Linked DNA regions of Mus musculus: region 2 is linked to region 1. Evidence: chromatin loops called from intact Hi-C (ENCODE). Cell type or tissue: heart. All regions are shown on one strand.

Region 1 (8,000 bases):
TTTACTATCTTCCCCATCGGGTAAATATTGAATCAGTGTGTCTTTGGGTTGCACTGTTAGAATGTCTGAGTTTCATGAAACGTTGTCAAACAAGAGGGCCAAAGACACAGTTCAGCAGTTAAGAAAAAATGCTGCTCTTGTCAAGAACCCTAAAGGGGTCTCATGACCCTTTCACAGGGGTCACCCAAGACCACTGGACAACACAGAGATGACTCATAATAGTGCCAAAATTATAGTTATGAATTGGCAATGAAAATCATTTTTATGGTTGGGGCTCACAGCCACCTATAACTCCAATTTCAGGAGATCCAATGCCCTTTTCTGGTTCCTCTGGGCACCAGGCATGCCTGTAATACACATACATACATATATGCAGGCAAACACTCAAACACATAAATGAAAGTAAATACAATTTTAAAAGATTTTAAAAGTCAAAAATGTTAATTGAATTCCAGCTTAGGATTAGGACAGAATTTCAACAATTTCTGATATGCCTCTAAACATAATTCTGCTTTGAACTGTATTCAGTGTATTTATGCAAAGCAGGATTCTCAGCTTTGACTACTATAAAATCAAATATTGGGCAACTCTGGGGCTGGCAAAATAGCTCGGCAGGCAAAAGCATGTGTCTCCCAGCCTGGCAACCTGAGTTTGACCCCTTGGAACTCAGCGTGGTGGAAGGAAAGAGCTCACTCCGTCAAGTTTTCTTCTGACCTCCACAAGTGTTCAAGTGTGTGCTGTGGCACACACACACACACACACACACACACACTCATGCACACAAAATATTCATCAACTCCAAAAAAAGTTGAAGGTGCTCTGAGTCTTTTGGTATCAACTATCCAGCCAAGATTTAATTCTAAATGCAAAAGCACATCTCGATTGGATGCACACTGCTTTAGTCTTTAATGAACAGTAAAGTTATACACCAAAGAATCACTGTTACTAGTCAATGTTTGATTTGTTTACCAATTTTACCTCTCTAAGCATAGGAATCTCTTGGGGTGGCCTGCACACATGACGATCCTAAGCTCAGTGTCCAACACCCGTGTAAAGGGCCGGGTGTGGTGAGGAGCGCTTGTTGTGTTAGCACCGGGCAGGCAGAGACAGAGGGGCTTACTGGCCAGCCGGTCCAGCTGGATTGGTGAGTTCCAGTAAGTTAAATTAGGATCCCTTGTCTCAAAATACAAGGTGGAGGGCAACCAAGGAAGACAGCTGGTGTTGGACTCTGACCTTTACAAGCTTGTGCACATGTGTATGCAATTTCAGACTTCTTGGGTAAATCAGGACGGTGAGTGGCCTGAGTAACTCTGCTCCACAGAGGAACATGAAGACAACTGAGGCGTTTATAGCTGGCCATTATTATTTTGAAGTGGAAGCTGTACCTGAGCCTGTGGTCCACCTCTGCCTGGTTGGAGGGGACCAGACCCCACAGCTCCTCTGTGATGGACTGATTGATCCACTGCACCGCTGTGTTCACGGCCTGGGCCCTTTCTGAGTCCTCTGCATCCAACGCCTCTGGCAAAGCGTTCTCCACGACTTCAAAGTGCGTAGGGATCGCCACGGCACAGATGTACTGACGAGGACACAAACGTGTTCTGCATTGTCTCTCCCTCTCCCAGGAGATGGGAGATTGAATTAATCTAGCACTTAACATTAATAGTATTTTATCATCAACTTCAAGGGGGAAAACAATACTTTTTTTTTTTTTTTTTGGGCTGTAATGCACACCTGTTGAAACATTGAAGAAACTTGACTTCACGAAACATTTCAAATTACCCTCTTGTTAAGATATGGGTCTAAAATTCCCATGTCAAGCTTTCACTAGGTCTCCAAGAAACAGCTACAGATTTAATCATGATTACTCTCCCCTCAGAGGCTGTGACAATTGTATTTGTAACAAGTAGGAAACAACATGAATTAAGCTGTTAAAATTGTTTTCAATTTTTAAATTTACTTTTGTTTTCCTGCCACAGAGTATCCTGTAGCCCAGGCTGGCCTTAAACTTACTATACATAACAGATTTCCTGAGATAGGGTATCACGTAGCTTAGGCTGGCCTAATCTTACTATGATTAACAGAAGGTTTCCTGAGATAAGAGTATCACGTAGCCCAGGCTGACCTTAAGATGGCTACGAATAACAGAGGATAGCGTGACTGCTGATCCTCTCGGCCTCCGTTACAGGAGTTTACCACTACTTCCAGCTGTTAAATTTATCTAAATAAATAGTCTAAATTGTTACTCTTCGTATCTCACACACATAAACCCAAATGTAGACATATAGAACTCATTGCATCGTAAATGTCATAATATTTCTGTCCCATTTCCTCCCCCCACAAGATTATTTCCAGGCCAGCACACAGAAACGTAGAACACACAGCATTGCTGATTGTTTGAGTCAAGATTTTATGAATACCTATGAATAAATACATATGTTCATATATACACAGCAAAAATACTGAATTTCAAAACCGTTAACTTTCTGCAACTTAGACAACTCTTGCTAGTTAGTACAGAGATGGGCAAGACACACAAAAGAACAAATTTTTTTAACTGCCTCATACCTTGGGGAAATTTTGAATGGTGCAGGAGATTTCCACCTGTAGAGTAGGAAGTCCCAGGCCATCCAGTATGGTTTTCCCTACTATTTTGCATATGGAGGGAGGCTTCGCAAGTTTAGAAAAGTAGTTTGCCTTCAACACATACACAAAAGCAAAAATTAGAAATCACATTGAATTTATCTACAAGGCCAGACACATTGAATTTCCTACAAAACATCTCCACATGTGTCCTCCTTCCTGGATCTGGGTTAGCCCCACAGCTCTGCTGGGACAGCATGTCTCATTAGAAACCCTGAGACCTTTTTTTTGTTGTTGTTTGATTTTTGTTTTTAGAGACAGGGTTTCCTCTGTGTAGCCCTGGCTGTCCTGGAACTTACTTTGTAGACCAGGCTGGCCTCGAACTCAGAAATCCGTCTGCCTCTGCCTCCCAACTGCTGGGATTAAAGGGGTGTGCCACCATGCCCGAGACCTTTCTTAACCCACAGACTTGGTATCTCTCTCCAGCAAGCTTTTCTATGGCAAGCCGACTGACTGACTCCCTAATCCTTCTTCTCAAGTTGTGGAAGTCATTGGTCTTTATACTGTGACATATTCAGATTTTAAAAATCCGAAGGGGATAATTTTTATCCCTGCCCACCCCCAGGCAGACATCTGGCTTGTCAACAGTGAAAACCGTGTTCCCCTCACCAACCATCAGCTGATGCACAGTGACACCTAACTCCAACAGGCCTCTTGGGAAGCTTAGTAATTGCAATTTCCTTTAAGTGGCAGAGCAGAAATCACTTGGAAGGGATCCAAGATTGACTTCTGAGCGCTGTGCCTACTATGGGCGCTGACACCCTTGGGCAGGTTGACCAGGGTTGTCCAAGAAAGCAGGCTGAGCAAGCCATGAGAAGCAAACCAGTAGGCAGCATTTTTTTTCTTCCTATAGCCTCTGCTGCATTTCCTGCCCAGACTTCCCTCAGTGATGGGCTGTGGCATGGAAATGTAAACCAAATAAACAAGTTCCTAAGTTGCTTTTGGTCAGAATGTTGTAGCAAAGGATAGAAAGCAAATGGGGCCGCCCCTAACTAAGGTATGGGAGTTCCCAAAGAGCTGTACAAACCAGTGCCAGGCTGCCTAACAGACTAGGAAGAGACAGGGTGAGGTGTCCTTTTAGACAACGAGTTAACAGTTCCTTCAGCAAGAGAGAGAGGGATTGAAATCTTTATAAGGCCTTCACTCACCTATTCCACAAAAAGTCTATAATTGTCCCTTTGTCCCACAGTGCAGGGGTAGGGGTGAGGGTGGGGGTACTAGTTAAAGCCCTGAGGCCCAAGTTCTTTATTTAAAAAAGGGAGGGTTGTTTGTTTGTTTTAAATCTTGCAGAGCTTTTAGAGACGAAGACAACGAGTGGTAGGTACCCCAACTCCTTTCCAAGTCACATCTGATGCACAGGAATCCCCCTCCTCAGCAGCCAACCATTAGGTAACTCAAAGGATTACTGTAGGATGGCCCTAGGAGAGCTCAAGGACACTCAGTCAACAACGGAGAAGGGCCTCCGAGTGAAATCTGCATTTTGGCAGTCACTGGCCCGAGACGTTGGGTACCTAGCCAATGCAGGGTGCGTGAGGTTTTCACACCTGGGAGCTTAGACTTGGAATCTGAGACATCAGGGGGGAGTGGAAGCCAAAGGAATGGGACCCGGGGTGGGCTGCAGCCAAGTCCCTGGCATTCGTTTCGTGGTCCAGCTTGCGTCCCCGCCCGCAGGTAAGGTAAGTTCAGCGTCAGGTCTGTGGTTTAGAAAACCAACGGCAGGTGAGCTCCTTGGATAGAAAAGAAGCTCGCCAGTCTCGGAGCAGACCTGAGCTACAGACCCATTCAGGGTCCTCTTGTCAACTCTCCGCATCCTCCCCGCGCAGCACGCTCGCCCTGCTCTCAGCTGGGCATCCCCTAACCCTTCTGCCCAGCAGCGCGCAGGCGCGACTCCGTTGCGCAGGCGCAGACGCATCGCGCTGCCGCAGCGTGGGCCAGAGGGAGGAGGGAGCTCCCCGCGCGTCCCTACCAGGTGCCCGTAGACATCCGCAGGCTGGAGGTAGAAGGTGGAGTTGAGCAGATCTTCCAGCTTGCGCGGGACGTCGTTCTCCTGGTAGTACGCCATCGCCTGCTGCTTCAGCTTCTGCAGGTCCCTAGTGATCCCGCCTCTGCGGCCGCCGTCTTCATCTCCCATGGTAGGAGACTTAGGGCTACAGCGGGGTTTTGCCAGGGGGCCCGCCAGCGTCCTTTTGTCGCTAGGCAACGCAACGAGATCACGACCCCTAGATCTCGCGAGGCTTCCTTCCCTTGGTGGACCGAGACTCAAGCTTTCCGTTCGGGACCCATCGTTGTCCCGTCCGCACTTCGCCTTTCTTCAATGCTTCGCTCTTAGTGCTCTCTCGTCCCCGTTTGTCACTGTTCCTCGGACAGTTTTGCAGACGGGGAGGCATTTAACGATTGTTTGAGTTCGTTTTGCAGAAGCTGGGGAGCGGTACCCGCCACTTCAACTCTTGCAGTTAACGAGGGAGAGGGATGCAAGAGCCCAGGGTGCCCTTCCTGAGCCGTGGAGGTCCTGGGCATGCATCCCTTCCAACCCACGCACTGTGCTTGCTGCACGCCTCGTGATGCTCTCTCTCAGAAAGCTCCCTTTGGGGGAGATTACTGAGAGTGAAACCCAGTGTAGGAAGTAAGACTGATGATGCTTTGGAGAGACCCAGGGCGAGGTGGAGGCCATGCAAAACGCAGCCCATGAGAAAGTCCTTGGGTCATGGTCTGTAGCAGCGGGCTGCCTGTTTACTGTGACAGTTAGGTACCAGACGCAATGATAGAACTTATTTCTGTGCTCGTTACTTGGATGGTGCAGGACGATCCAAGTAATGGATAGGAGTGGGCCGAGACAGACAGGGTGTTTTCGTGTTTTTTTTTTTTTATTGTTGCCTGTTTTATGTTCCCAACAGAAAGCAGGTTGCTTAAAAGACTTGTGCCTTCATTGCTCATCTGGAAAACGTAATCTTACCTGCTCTGTCCGCTGGACAATCACTTAAAATAACCCCGAGTGCGAAGAGGCATTTGGGAACAGTTGTTTTCCATAAATGTACTGTTGGATGTAGGTGGATAAAATACCTGATTCTGTAAGTACGCTTATATAACCGAGACCCATTCCTCCCTGCTCTGGACTCTCTTTGAGGACGATTTCCTTTCTGTGGTGTGATGGGTCATCACACACTTGCCCTCCCCTCTGGCTGGCTGCAAGTCCTTGGATGGTGGAAGCAGAGACTTAGTCATCTCCTTGTCCATCGCAGAGCTGAGCGCTCACAGCTGGGATTTTAGTGCACCTTTGTTTAAAAACGAGCCCACAATGTTGCCATTGCTTTTATTCCTGGGTGTGGCCGTCCTCATACCAACCCGCCTCCTGTGGAAGGTACCTCCTTCGCCCATCCTGTGAAGGTTGAGTTTTGTGTCTTAAGAAAAGCTGTGCTTCACATTCTCACCCCCCCAGCAGACTGCTCTTTCTACTGATCTCCTTGCCCACTTGAAACCTGGACCACAGACGTGAGCCCTCATCTTTTAGGGCTGACCCATTTGACTTTCTTCTTTTTCATTCTTCTGTGCTCAGCATGAATCTCTGGGCCTACCACCTGGATGCAGCCACTGAACTATATCTCCAGACCTCATTTAATTTTCTTTTCCTTTTTTTTTTTTTTTTCTAGTTTGTGACTTGGTTTTATGTATCTTAGGATGGCCTCAGACTGGCTGTGTAGTGGAGGCTGACTTTGAACTTCTGACCCTTCTGCTTCTATCTCTGGAGTTCTGAGTTAACAGGCGTGAGCAACCGTGCCTAGTTAACGCAGTGCTAGGGGTAGAACCCTGGTCTTCATGCATGCCAGGCAAGCACTTCACCAGCTGAGCTATAACCCCAGCCCTCATTTAATATTTTAATGGAAGACTGGAAGTATTTGGGCTGAGACCACTATGCAATGGGTTCTTCGCTCTCTAACCCACTGTCCTCTATGTCCCATGAGGACAGGGTTTGTGTGTCTTGTTCAGTACTGCACTTATGGCATCAGTATATTCCTTTATAGATTAGATGTTCAGTAAACAGTTACTGGATGAGTGAATCGATTTTGCATACGCTAAATCACAAACATGTAACTGCTTTGGTGTTAAGTGAGCAGTAAGTCCTTCTTTTCAGAAATGAGAAACAGGGATGGACATTTAGCCCGCAGAGAAAATTTAGCCCGCAGAGAAATTGTCAAAGCCTTAGAATACCATCCTGCAAGAGCAGGGCATTCCTAAAAATACAGGACTGGCAAGGCAGAAGTGGTTGGCTGGCTACGGTGGTAGGACTGATAACGTGTTTGGTTGTTCAGGAAGCAGTAATTCCAGGTGGAGAATGATTTAGGAAGGTCAAAGGGTAAAGGTCAGCTGGGAAGAGACAGATGAGAAGGATGCCTACTCCTAGGTGATGGGGATGGAGGGTGAGGAGCCAAGAAGACTTGGGGGGCAGTGTAGAGGTCTCTTAGAGTTGTAAAGAGTAACACACTATGTGACCTGTGCACCGGGTTTTGCACCTCCTGGCCTCAAGTTTGAGAATCCCAGATCAAAAAGGGAGGACTGGAGATACCAAAGATGTCTTCATAGCCTAACAACCTGAAGAATGGAGACGCCCTCAGAGGGAAATGGGGACAGAGTCCTCTTGAAATAGGAGCGAGGCACCGCAGAAGGAATGGATTGAGGACACGGGAGGAGGGCAGGAGCTATAAGAGGAAACAGACAAAACCGGCTTTGAGCAGTAAAAAGAAAGTCCGAGTCCCAAAGGCAAGGGTAGAAACTGTCGGTGCTGTGTCAGGTGTGTATGCCTGCACCCAGGGTGATCTGCTGTCCTCAGGTGGTGGGGGTCAGGAATCTTGTCTTCGTATATGCTAGCAGTATCTAATTTTCTTCCAGTGAGTTACCTTTATGACCAAGGATTACAGTATATTCTAGGGAAGGGTATTTAAGTCAAAGCTTAGAGAAGAGTTGACTCCTAAGGGGTCCTTAGTGACTCAGTTGTTTTCTTAGAGACTTTTTACCTGGGAGCTGTGTGAAGTCAAGGAAATGTCAGTGCCTCTCTTTCTGCTTCTGCCATCCAGTTGACAAAGATGTCTTGACGGAGCGCCCTGTGCTAGGCACTATTCCAGAGCGCTGAAGTTAAAGCTCAGTTGCACTCCCAACCATGAGTCATCAGTGCGCCGAAATCAGAGTCGGGGAAAACTCATTTGAAACGTTCCTATGTTCTAGACTTGCTAACAGCCTGGTAGTGTGATAGTGTGGCCAGATACCAGTCACAGGGCTATTTGTGAATACTCCAATTTCATTTCCCACAATTATTAGGAACAGTGGGGATTTTACTGCAAAGTATACCCAGATGTATGCAAATTGTA
Region 2 (8,000 bases), 400 kb before region 1:
ACTTCCTCTCCACTCCACACCCCCCCCCCACCACCTCTCACAACATACCCACAGGGCAACCTGATCTAGATAATTGCTCACTGAGACTCTTCCGCCTTGGCGATTGTGGATTGTGTAAAAACTGGCTAGCACATGGGGGTTCCTGTTCAGATGCAAGGGGAACCATAGTGGATGAAGAGAAGAAGGGAAGCTGCAGTTGGAGTGAACTGTCTGGTCCTTTAAAAAGACTTAACTGTAGGTAAGAGAGGCAAAGAAGGAAGTTGGAGAGTGGAAGGTGGGCGGTCTTTGGGGTTTTCTTGTGTGTTGTAAGCGTGGAGGAAGTCCTGTAAGTGCTGAAGGTAAGGAGATGGACCGGCAAGAGCAGGAGCTACAGGACAAGCATACTTTTGCTTTACTGTTTTGTGTGCTGTATTGAGTGAGGTGAGGGTGTATGTAGTACATGGGTACGTTCATCTACATACAGGTGCACATATGGGTACATATATATGGAGGCCCAAGGACACCTCAATTTTCATTCCTCAGGAACACTAGCTAAAGTTTTCCAAAACCATTTGTGTGTGTGTGTGTGTGTGTGTGTGTAGGCGTAGATGCTGCAGCAGGAGTGTTATAGAGGTCAGAAGACAGCTTGTCAGACCTGGGAGTCAATTCTCTCATGCCAGTCACGTGGGTTGGTGGTGGCTCATGACTCTAATACCAGTATTCAGGAGGCAGTGGCAGGCAGGAGTTTGAGGGCAGCCTGGTCTACAGAGTGAGTTCTAGGACAGCCAGGGCTACAGAGAGATAGTTCTTGAAAAATTAAAAATAAAAAAAAACATTAAAAAAAACCCAACAAAACAAAACAACAAAAAAAACAGCTTAATTCCTTCCATATGAGCCTTCTCACTGGCCTTATACCTTGTATTTTTTGAGACAAGATCTTTTACTGGGCTGAAGCTGGCCAAGTAGGTTAGGCGAACGGTCTAGTGAGCCCCAGGGATCTGATGTCTATCTCCTCGGGGCTGGGATCACAAGCATGTACCCACCACAGCCAATTATTTTTTTCTAATCTGTGCTCTGGGGGTCCTCATGCTTGCAAGGTTAAGATGTTAACAACTGAGCATCTGTCTGTCCTCCATCTATATTTTTAGTGTGACTTGTTGCCACAGAAGAGAGGGTACTATCAATGAGTTGTTGCCAGGGAAGTATTAGGGTCCGAATAATCCAAAACAAGCCAAGCCGTCACAAGAGTCCAGCAAAGCAAGATCTTTATTTGAACCAGGCAGCAAAAACTGACCAGTCAGGGACAACAACACAGACTGGGGAGCTGTCTTTGTCTTTAAACACTCATCTTTGTATTTAAGCACATAACAAAAAGATCTATCAGGGCCACCGAACAGACTTGGGAGCAGAACTGCCACCTTGAGTCCAAATGTTAGAGCTTTTAAGCTTGCAAACCACAAACATTTGTGCCAAGTTATCCCACCAATCAGGATTTGGGGGTGGGGGACTTCCTTTAGAACATGTCTTTGTGGTACATTTATCCTGTACCTATTTGCTAGGTTATTCAACTATGGCAGGATGACTTGATCGGCATTCATGTCTCAACTTGCCAACTAGGAAGGATATCGGTTACCCAGGGAAATCTTGGGAACTTAAACTTTATTTGACCTCTATTCAAAATTTGGTTCCTTCTTACAAAAGAAACATGGGGTTGGGTTAGCTAACAGGCCTCTTTTTCTTCTCTGAAAGACTATGTCCACCCTTGAACATGGTGGGAAAAAAAGACAGTGAGAGGTGAGAGCCTGGTCAAGATTTGAGGGCACTCGGTGGAAAAAGAGATGCTGACTAGGATAATGGAGAAAAGTGTGGGAAGAGATATGATGAAGGCTGTAATGTGTGTAAGGACAATTAGTGTACAGAAACAGAGCGGAGCAGGAGATGGTGGTTGGATTGCTCTGGTGTGAACATTTTGTTGATGGGGGATGAAAGGCAATGTGTTATGCTCTTGCTTAAAACCCTTTCAATATCATAGGTTGGCAAAATAGAACTGGCCCTCTTCCTGATGCTCCATCACTCCCTAACTCAGTTCACATCATTTTCCCACCTGGCATTTGTCTTCTTTCAATTTGGCCAGCCCCAGCTCTTATTCATTCCACCCTCTTCCAGTCATCCTGCCACAATTTCCCTAAATTACACTGCATTTTCAACATGGGAGTTTTTGCTTCTTTCTGATAAGAAAGCTCCTTCAAGTACCAAAAGAATTCTATTTGCCCCAGAGCCCCCATATTCCTGAGAGAGGATCCATTTTTCATTTCCTATCAAACTACAATGGCTCATTGTTTTCCTTTTCTTTTGGGGTGGGTGGGTTGAGACAGGGTTTCTTTGTGTAACAGAGCATGGATGTTCTGGAACTCAATTTGTAGAATAGGATAGCCTTGAACTCACAGAGCTCTTCCTGACTCTGCCTCCTGAGTGTTGAGATTAAAGGTTCAGCCATTACACCCTGCAAACCATTATTTTCTTAATCCCTCATGAGAGAAGTTGCTTTACTCTGCATTGGCAAGCCCAGGGGCACAAATGATTGATTTAGTGTGGCCAATCAAGGGTTGCCTTCTAACATCTAAGATTGAGCTAGAGGGCCACAGATGTAGGGCTCTGTAGATTTGGGTCCAGAGCTGATGCTGTCTAAGCTCTTTGTCTGAGTCCAGGGGTTGGAGGAGGGGGAGGCATAGAAACTAAGAGCAGACGTGTACAGTTGACAAGATAGCAAGGTAAGTACAATGGTAGATGAGGCAGAAATAATCCTCTCAGCCTAGGGTTCTATGCAAGCCTGAAAGGAACATCTTGCAGCTGAGATCAGAGAGATAGTCCACTGTCATTACCAGGAATCACATGGCAGTGATGTTAGCCACAGGCAGTTTCTGCTCTCTGCCCCTGAACTAGAAGACTCTGTTACTGTAGCATCTCCAGTATGCCTCTGCTAGAGCAGTGTCTTTCTTATCTCTAGTTACCTGTGTGACTGTCTGCCTGGGCCTGGCATACCCGAGGGCAGGGACTCTGTTCTGCTCATTTGTTATAGGTGTATGTTGGATTTTATCTTCACAGTTCACAAAATGATTCAATGTATCATTTCTTACCACACATTCTAAACTTGTTTCTGCTTTGCCCTGAGTTTTGCTACTGTATTATTTTTCTAAGTTTGTGACAAAGACCAGATATAAGCAAACTAAAAGGAGGATTGATTTTTAGCTTATGGTTTCAGAGGTGTCAATCCATCAAGTCAGGGAGGGCGTGGCAAAGCAGAGGTAAGCTCAATCCCTCCCAACCAACAGAAATCCAGAAGAGTGTAGGAAGAGGCTGGGACCTATCCCCAAGGACACTGCCCTACTGACCCGCTTCTTCCAGCCAGGTCCTCCCTCCCTGCTTTCACAACCTTCCAATAATGCCATCATCATATTATGAACCCATAAAACATCCATTCCTTAAGCCAGTCCTCAGGCCCTAAATCATTTGGGCAAATGCCCTCAAAGACACTCCCAGACACACATTTAGGCCTCCCTAGGTGTTTCTCAGTCAATCTGGTTGATAAGATTTCATTACATTATCAATTTGCTTCCAAAGTTCTATACTTGGCTCAGCTGGGTCAGAACTCTGGTTTAAGGCTCCAATCACCCAGTCAAGACTAGAAAGGATCCCTGTACTGATGTCTCAAGAGCCAGCCTGAATCCACGAGGGTTTTAGTAGCGGAATACCTGACCTCCCTAGGACTAGACAAGTTGTGTCGGTGAGGACAGATAAAAACTGTGATGTAACAACTGAGTAGTCAGAAAGCACCAGAGGAAACACCGTTGCCAGGGAACACAAAGGCTTCTGGCTCTATTGGTACCCTCTGCAAAATCTTCCACTTTTCCCAGTCTCTGCATCTCCAACTCTCCTTTATGGAGCAACTGGGACCTGATCCCTGATCGGCTTTTTAAATTTTTATTATTTTTTATTTTCAAAACCAAAAAGCTAAGCTGAGCGGTGGCGGCATACGCCTTTAATCTCAGCACTTGGGAGGCAGAGGCAGGTGGATTTCTGAGTTCGAGGCCAGCATGGTCTACACAGTGAATTCCAGGACAGCCAGGGCTACACAGAGAAACCCTGTCTCGAAAAACAAACAAACAAACAACCCCCCCCCCCAAAAAAAACCTCCAGCATCCTCCGTGTTATTATGCCAAGTAGAAACCAAGGACTTAGGATCCCACGATGTGACCCCTAAGCAATTTCTTTACTATGCCACGGGTACCACGGGTTATTCTGTGAAATTGGTAGGCACTAAAAGTAATGGCCTGAGGGATGGACTCCGGATAATGCCCTCAGAGAGGAAAGAAGGGAGGAGGGGGGCGTGAACAATCTGAATGGAGTCGCTAAGACACCTTCCAATATGCTGGCAAATTCACTCAGCTCACCCACTCCTCCCAGACCTCAAATAAACTTCTTTCTCACTTAAATTGAAATCCCCAAGGTAGGAAAGTTAGTCCCCTTCTCGCGGTTCCGCTTGGTCCCTTCTCGGGGCCCATTCTCTGCGGATGCAGGTCTGCCGGTCTGTGCGGGCTAGCGATGGCAATCCCTGATGCAGTCTGTCCTCTGGCCGGCTCGGGCAGTGTCCCAACCGCCTGTGCTCAGGCTCTCTGCGGCGCTGCCCTGCAGGGGAGGCAGCAACACACTGAGGGATGCTGGGCGGTCGCCACAGAGGTATCCGGCAGGACCCACGGCCGCCGCGGGGGATGGGCGCGGAATAACGGACGGCCGCGCCGGGCCCCGTCAGCCCGACTTATCCAGGTCTCCTTCCGTTATCTCGCGCCCTCCGGAGACGACGGACGCACGGATCGCCGCGCCGCCGGCGGCAGGAATGCAGGGGCGTGGGGGGAGCGGCGCTGGAAGCGCGCCGAGAGGTGGGAAAGGACCCGCGTCCAAGCGCGCCGGGGCGCCCGGCGCCGGGGGCGCGCACGCTCTGACGTCACGCGCCGCTCGCCCAATGAGCGCAGGCTCTGTGGGGAGGCGCCGTTCCCGCCCTCGCCCGCCGCCGGTCCGCCGCTCGGGCCGCCCCCGGGGGAGCGTCTGAGGAGGCGCGGGGCCGCGGCGGGCTAAGGCGCCGCCAGGCAGCGTCGGACTGCGGACGCTCGGTTCGGGCCCAGGGAGCCGCTCATCCGCGACCGATGTCCTCAAGATGGAGGCGGCGGGGGCGACGGCGTGAGGAGGAGGGCGGCGCGGAGAGCGCGGGAGCAGGCCGAGGGTTGCGGCGGGGGCGGCGGGATGGGGCTGCTGCTCCTGATCCTGGCGTCGGCCGTGCTGGGCTCGTTCCTCACGCTGCTCGCACAGTTCCTGCTACTCTACCGCAGACAGCCCGAGCCGCGGGCGGACGAAGCGGCCCGCGCGGGCGACGGCTTCCGCTACCTTAAGCCGGTGCCGGGCCTGCCCCTCAGGGAGTACCTTTATGGCGGCGGCGCCGAGGAGCTCGCTGCTTGCTCCTCCGAGGCCGGCGCCAGCTCGACCCCGACCCCCGACAGCCCGGCCCCGCCGACGCTGGAGACCTGCTACTTCCTCAACGCCACCATCCTGTTCCTGTTCCGGGAGCTGCGGGACACCGCGCTCGCCCGCCGCTGGGTCACCAAGAAGATCAAGGTGGAGTTCGAGGAGCTGCTGCAGACCAAGACGGCCGGCCGCCTGCTGGAGGGGCTGAGTCTGCGCGACGTGTTCCTGGGCGACACGGTGCCCTTCATCAAGACCATCCGGCTGGTGCGGCCCGTGGTGGCCTCGGGCACCGGCGAGCCCGACGACCCCGACGGGGACGCGCTGCCCGCCACCTGCCCGGAGGAGCTGGCCTTTGAAGCGGAGGTGGAGTACAACGGCGGTTTCCACCTGGCCATCGACGTGGACCTGGTGTTTGGCAAGTCCGCCTACCTGTTCGTGAAGCTGTCTCGCGTGGTGGGGAGGCTGCGCTTCGTCCTCACCCGCGTGCCCTTCACCCACTGGTTCTTCTCCTTCGTGGAGGACCCGCTGATTGACTTCGAGGTGCGCTCCCAGTTCGAGGGGCGGCCCATGCCCCAGCTCACCTCCATCATCGTCAACCAGCTCAAGAAGATCATCAAGCGCAAGCACACCCTGCCCAGTTACAAGATCAGGTGAGAGGAGGGTCAGGGGAGCCGAGGCTACCCGGGGGAGGTTAGCCAGGGAAGGGCCAAGGCAGATTCCCAGCACGACCCTGGCCTGCAGTTTGCTTCCACCTGGACTGAGGCCCCCAAGCAAAGAAAGGCGGGTAGTGGGCACTTCCCGTGCTGCCAAGGCAGCACAGGGAGCTGGAGGCCTGAGCGCCTTGTCCCTGGCCAGTCAGTGAGTGCCTCTCCTGGGTCTGTTGAGACACACTTGTGTGTGGTTGTTGCAACCGGAAGGCAGCGGCTGTGTCTGCCTTTGCAGCATCTCCTGCACCACGTGGAAAAGTTGTTCCTGGGCACATTGCAGACCTGAAGGGCGTGCTCACATCCCGGGTGTTTCTGTGTGGCACGGGCCTTGGCAGCTCTCCGGGCAGAGGCACGGGTTGTTGTAGAGGGATGTGATTTGGAGGAGTTGAGTCCGGTGCCAGGTGGTCTTCTCTGTGAATTTGGGGTAACTGTCATCTGCCCTTGGGAAGTAGGCTCCTCACCACAAACAGACCCAGACTTCTCAGGTGTCTACTCCCGGTGGCTGTTCCTTAACCCAATACTCCAAGTCACCTTGTGGGTAATATTTTAAAGACAGTGATTTGAAGTTTTTTAAAGTTCCTCTGTATCTGGCTTTATGTGATGCACTTCTGATTAGTTAATGCATGAGTTTTCTTTTGATGAATTGGAAGTGGAAGGGGAAATGAGTATTTGGAGGATTAGAGGTTTCATAGGTGGGACTTGGAAGGCTTGGTGCAGTAGAAAGGCTCCTGTTTCTTTTAAAACGACCAAATCTTCAACTTCTCTTTCTATCCTCCTTTAACTTTGTGTTCAGTACATAGAACATTTTAGGTTTTGTTGTTTAATCTGAAATATGAGTCTAGTATTGCCTTACATTACTACTGCTCTTTAGTGGAGATTGAAGACCCCAAAGTCTGTGGCACAATATAATGCAGGAGTAGTGTAGATTTGGGATGGATTTTTGCTTTGTGGAGCTTGTACTTCACTAGTTATGTTTTATTGAGAATAAACAACAGTTTAAACTTTGGGTGGTGAGAGAACTGTTGTGTGGAGCACATATTTCCATGGATTTGTAGGGGATGGTGAACTGGTCATATGCTATGCAGGATTTCTGGTTCTGTAAAGGAGATGTAGTTTATGAAACCTGTTTTTACATGGCTGCATTATGAGTTGTAGGTTTTAAGCAGTGATGTATTTATAGCAGTGTGTTGCTTAGAAAGTCATAAACAAAAGTTGTTACAAAGTTTGATAATCACAACTCTTGATCAGTCAGAAACCACTGCAGAGTACATCACTCAATATGTAGTTTTATCCTCCTTACTTTTCTCAGTGCTCAGGATTCAATACTGATCAGAAATAAATATTGCCTTCACCTTCATAAAGTTTAGAGTTCAGTAAGAATTGATTATTATCTACTTAATAACATTTAGACCCAGGTGGAGTTGATGGAAGGTTGAAATTACTAGAAAGCTGCTATTGGGTTGGTAAACGGAACTAGAAATGTGGGGATGGGAGCACTGGCTGAGGAAGTGATAGCTTGTGTTGTTTGCCCAGCACTTCTCCAGAGGTTTGCTACACTAGTGACAGTGTGGGCCTGACTTCAGGTAAGAGAATGGATTTTATAGCTTCTCTCAGACATATCATCATTCTCACAGAGAGAAAGTAGCTAGTATTAATCCCGTTTTATTGTTGAAGGAATGAAGCACATGGTAGTTAAATAACCTCCTTAAGTCATACAAGCAGTCAAGTGGTGAAAAATTGAGGCTACCTTTTTAATTTTTTGTAACTAAAGGAATTTATTTCAACTTCACTTTTTTA

Evidence for each region. Hi-C counts contacts between places; a loop is a spot of excess contacts. Peaks named below come from ENCODE experiments on the same cell type or tissue, not always from the same donor. Only the 100,000 strongest peaks of a DNase experiment are listed, where the experiment ranks them.
Region 2: it touches region 1 in a loop (2.3-fold over the local background); 3 of 42 quality-filtered maps call a loop at or near these places.

The regions. Positions count from the first base shown.
Region 1 is chr19:58,940,228-58,948,227 of GRCm38, reverse strand. Eno4 (enolase 4) reads right to left here and starts at 4,803. Exons shown (of 14, transcript NM_178689.4): 1 at 4,607-4,803; 2 at 2,566-2,694; 3 at 1,386-1,576. The coding sequence starts at 4,771. It also overlaps a transcript of Hspa12a not described here. In heart, no CTCF peak of the experiment used is centred here; a DNase peak (open chromatin) is centred at 4,657; H3K4me3 peaks cover 1,970 bases; H3K27ac peaks cover 1,644 bases; H3K27me3 peaks cover 347 bases.
Region 2 is chr19:59,342,865-59,350,864 of GRCm38, reverse strand. It overlaps Pdzd8 (PDZ domain containing 8), which reads left to right and starts at 5,085. Exons shown (of 5, transcript NM_001033222.3): 1 at 5,085-6,146. The coding sequence starts at 5,278. In heart, CTCF peaks have their summits at 4,641, 4,848 and 5,678; DNase peaks (open chromatin) are centred at 4,984, 5,624, 6,304 and 6,354; H3K4me3 peaks cover 4,053 bases; H3K27ac peaks cover 2,461 bases; H3K27me3 peaks cover 2,870 bases.